2 separate regions of the Homo sapiens genome follow, and region 1 is linked to region 2. A link is a loop called in an ENCODE intact Hi-C map of the cell type or tissue named here. Cell type or tissue: Caco-2. All regions are shown on one strand.

The links. Peaks named below come from ENCODE experiments on the same cell type or tissue, not always from the same donor. Only the 100,000 strongest peaks of a DNase experiment are listed, where the experiment ranks them.
Region 1: it touches region 2 in a loop (13-fold over the local background); 17 of 110 quality-filtered maps call a loop at or near these places.

Annotation. Positions count from the first base shown.
Region 1 is chr7:10,888,526-10,891,025 of GRCh38, forward strand. No RefSeq gene overlaps it. Among named protein-coding and RNA genes, the nearest start is that of COXFA4, 50 kb to the right of the region's middle. In Caco-2, a CTCF peak has its summit at 976; a DNase peak (open chromatin) is centred at 950.
Region 2 is chr7:11,340,487-11,342,986 of GRCh38, forward strand. LOC124901590 (a long non-coding RNA gene) reads right to left here and starts at 956. Exons shown (of 3, transcript XR_007060212.1): 1 at 862-956. In Caco-2, no CTCF peak of the experiment used is centred here; no DNase peak of the experiment used is centred here.

The sequences.
Region 1 (2,500 bases), 450 kb before region 2:
ATATGAAACGTCAAATACTCTCCCTTCTGCTCTTCACATGTGTAAAACTAAATGGTGGGATCGCAACGCTGTTAGCCTAGCTGCATTAGGACAATTTGTAGAGACAAAGGAAGTAATGACGGTAGGCTGTTATCTCACTCTGTCTGCACAGTGTTACTGGGTTATAGTTTTGATTAAATAGATCAAACCAATCAATCCAGCCCTGGAATTTCAGACATCTTAGACATTTAAGAATTCATCCAGTCTTCAACTACCTAATTTGTCCGTGAGAAACCAGAATCCCAAGTAAGTGGGAGTGACTTGCTGAAGGTCATATAAGTAATTGGTAGATAGACCTAGAATCCAGTTCTCAGGACTCCTAACTAGTGTCCTTTCTACCATCAGAAGTCAGAAACTGTTTTACCAAAATGTTGCCTCTTCCCATAGCTTACGAGCTACCCACTTCCTCACGCCCTACCCACTTCCCCACGCGCTACCCACTTCCTCACGCCCTACCCACTTCTTACCCTGACAAGTGGTCCTTTCAATGGAGCGTGTATTCAGAGGATGTCAGAGCCATGTTGTCATGACTCTCTGACAACCCCAGTTCTTGTACAGACATCGTGCTTCCCTAATATGTGTGCTTCAAACTTTACTACAGCTTAATTCTATCCTTTCCTTCAAATGGATAACCTGGTAACCCATGGCTTTTGGCTTATTAAGTTGGTGATGCTTCCAAGTCTTCCTTTGTCTGTTTCAATCCTCCAAAAGGTTTAAGGTAAGTGCCTGTTAAGCACCTAGCCCTTTTTAGCAATCTTGTTACTCCTCTATTTTGTTGGCCTCTCAAGTTACTGAATAGAACCTTTATTGCAGATTCCTTGAACCCAAACTTCTGTCTCTGCCCTGAACAGATGGTTCCCCAGACGTGGCAGAGCCTCTTTAGCCTATCGAAGCTAGTGCTTTTCCTGCCAGTTCCTGGCTTCTGCTGCCCTCTAGCATCCATTAGTAGCATGGCAGGACTTGAAACAATAAAGTCATATTTTTACTGAAATGAATTACTTGATGGGTTATTTTTGCTTCATGCAAATACAGATTTAAAAAAAGAAAACCTGTGACATATAATACTGCTACTGTTCTGTGATTCTCCTGCCCCCAGGCCTAAGTCAGAGCCTGGTTTTAAGGGCAGGGCTATAATGCGACTGATAATAATATCTAGGTATTCAATAGATTAGTTTATGCCTCAGTTTACTTGCCCAACTCTGACGCTCATCAAGAGTTCCTTTCAAGAGTCAAAATTTTTTTTTTTTTTTTTTTTTTTAAGACGGAGTCTTGCTCTGTCTCCCGGGCTGGAGTGCAGTGGCGCCATCTCGGCTCGCTGCAAGCTCCACCTCCCGGGTTCACGCCATTCTCCTGCTGCAGCCTCCCTAGTAGCTGGGACTACTGGTGCCCGCCACCAGGCCTGGCTAATTTTTTGTATTTTTAGTAGAGACGGGGTTTCACCATGTTAGCCAGGATGGCCTCAATCTCCTGACCTCGTGATCCACCCGCCTTGGCCTCCCAAAGTGCTGGGATTACAGGCGTGAGCCACCGGGCCCGGCCTCAAGAGTCAATTCTTTAAGCCTTTCGCCTGCTCATTTGAAATCTTGGCATAGGAACCCTGCAAATAAAGAAGCAATAAAAACAACTTAAATATCTAGCAATCAAGGATTACTTAAATAAATTGTGGTACACCTTACAATAGTTTATTTTGTGACTATTAACTATTAGGTTTAAAAAAAAATCCAAAATTATGTGGAAATGCTTACAATGTAATATTAAATGCAATAGCTAAACATTAAAAAAAAAAAAAAAGAATTACTGTAGGCCAGGTGTGGTGGCTCACGCCTGTAATCCCAACACCTTGGGAGACCGAGGCAGGTGAATCACCTGAGGTCAGGAGTTCGAGACCAGCCTGGCCAATGTGGTGAAGCCTCATCTCTACAAAAAATACAAAAAATTAGTGGGGCATGGTGGCGGGCACCTGTAATCCTAGCTACTCGGGAGGCTGAGGCAGGAGAATCACTTGAACCCGGGAGGTTGCAGTGAGCCGAGGTCGTGCCATTGCACTCCAGCCTGGGTGACAAGAGGGAAACTCCGTCTCAAAAAAAAAAAAAAAAAGAATTACTGTAACATCCCAATAATAGAGAAAGAAATGGTCTGAAATGTTACTAGTTGTTGTTTGTATTATCCAATAAGCATGTGTTACATTTTACAGTCATAAAATCTGCACCTGTAAATGCTAAACTGTGGGTCACTCATGCCTGAGTATAAGACTGAGAGAGTAAGATCTCCAAAAAGAACTACTGTGGCCCATACAGGTGGTCATAGTGATGACAGCGGCATCACGATAGCCAAAGACATATTCGTTTGAGTAAGGTAAAATGTTACAATGGCAAGACAAACTAGAGTGTTAGTCACATTCTCTTGCCTCTCTGCCTAGGGTTTGGAAGATGATCCCTTTTAGCAAATTAAGCCCCCTACG
Region 2 (2,500 bases):
AGAGACAGAATTATCTATGAAACAAGTAATTCATTCCTGGCCCCTTTAGGTAGCTTTTTTTGCACAGCTGATTTCTTAGGTTATTATTACTTAGTGGATGCCAGTAGTTTGATGGGAAATCTCCTTTTTTGAGGGTAATAGGTATTAGTAAATAATTCACCCTGGAAAACAACCCAAGCTTCAGGGAATTTAAAACAAAAACAAAACCCAACAAAACAAATCTGTTTTATAGATAATAAGGGTAAAAAACAGAGGATTTTACTTTTAGGTTCTTTGATGTTTCATTAAATCAAAATTACTTAAATTACAAAATGCTTAAGTAGTCTATGCAGACAGTAAGATTTGAGATTAAAATAACTTTTACCAATTTGGAAAATATATTTACTGCAAAATTCAATTTTTCTTTTTGTGTGTTAAAATTAAAGACAATAAAAACTGAATTCTTATATTATTAATACCCTCCTAACTTTATTTCCATATGAACTATAGAACCTGGCACCTTTTTGGTACTCAGTCAAGATGAAAACATTGTAATTTAATTGCCTTGGAAACAAGGTTCTAAATTGTATAAATATATATATTTTTAAGTTGAAAACAGTACCTCTATCCATCGTATGTTTACATAAGCAGTACATGTTGCTGTAAGTTTTTGGTGAATATATACTCACCCAAGAGAGGAAGATAAATTTTCTGAGGGTAAACAATGCTTAATAAAGAGAAAAATTCTATCAGCTTGTGTAGAATGAGATTACATAATCTCGAACAGCTCTCCACTGTCCCCATTGTCATTTAACACATTCTTTATGCTGGGTCAGGTCTGTGTTCTTGCAAATGATAAGCATGTGTGCAGTAGAATCTCACCTGTGCCTGCATAGAGGAGGAATGTATTCTGTTCACATCAGTGTTCCCAGATGAAGCCAAACATGTTTGTGTTTAGCAGCCATTGGTATGAAAGGAAAAAAAAATCTGGAGTGGAGAACGGAAGCAAAACACACCAACGTACTTTTCAAAACTGAGGACGTGCTGCTCTCTTGTGGAAATCTGTATTGCCAACTTGTAAAGCCTGGGCTGAGTTGCTTATGATTTTCCTAGACAAGACCTGGTTTAAAGTGGTCCACTTTGTCAGAATCTCAGAACCATATCTGAAATTTGAGTGCCATCCATACACAGGATTTCATTCATCATCTTGATGCAGAATCAAATCTACACCTAAAGGCTAGACTTGACCATTGTTCTTTTAAAAATGTTCGTTACATCTTTGTATGCAATAGAGTGTCTGTTCTTTTTCTTCAACCACCTCCTCTTCTACCTGGCATTGGTGTCTTTGAGTTATTGTGAATAGAGTTTAAGGCTTTCTTGATACAATAAACTAGGGAAATCTGGACTTTTTTTTTTTAAAAAAACATAGTTAATTCATGTACAAAAGTTGAAATAAATGGTAGGCAAGTAAAAGTTTAAAAAAATTGTAGCCAACAGCTGAGGAGATGCAAAGGCAATGAAATTATCTTCTGTCTTCCCTCCATTTCCACCTCTGCTTTCAACTGTCCTTTTTTTACTTTAGCCTTTCCCTTGGCTCACAGAAGAGTTGGGATCATATTTATATACTTTGTCCTAACCTGAGATTTGCTGGGTATATTTGCCAATTTGTTTTTGTTGGGTAATTTGTATTCTTTATATATATTCTGGGTTCTAATCCTTTGTCTTGGAGGCACAATGGAAATAACTTCACTCAATCTCTTATATTTTAATTTTGTTATGCCTTTTGCAACAAAGTTATAAATTTTAATATTGCCAAAATTATTAATATTTTCCTTTATGCCTTTTAAGAAGACCTACCAAGTCCCCAGGAAAAATATATCCATTGTCTTATATTTTCCATATCAAACTTCTTAATTCAATATTTTCATTCATTCCATTCATATTATCCCAATGTATGCTTGTATGAGCATCTCTGTTCAAGTACGTATTTATTTTATAGATTTACAGTGGATTTATTGTACACTGAATTTCAAAACATAATACATACAGATTCTTGAACAGGAAATTTTCAGGTACACATTTAGTGCAATATAGATGGACAATTTGGATGATAAAGAAAGTATTTACTTTCTGTTGAAACGAATAACAATATTTGATTAGGTAAAAATATATAGTCACTAAGTTTTTGTAATAGCGTACGTGATGATGCTTGTATTCTATTCCACATTATTCCTAATGATGTGCTATTCAATGGCTTCTTTTTTCTTTTCTTTCTTTTTTTTTTTTTTTTTAGCATTTTGGCATTTGAGGATTATCTAAATTTTTATCATCCTGATTGACTATTTTTTAAAATTAGAAATTCATATCCTAAACTTCAGTCTGACATTCATAATGAGGCAGTCACCTGACACCATTCTCCTACATCTGTGGAGTTGCCCTGGTTTACTAATAAGAATTACAGACAAATATTGTGCTAGATGAATTCTTGAAAGGGGAGACTAAAGAATTAACAGTGTTTTCT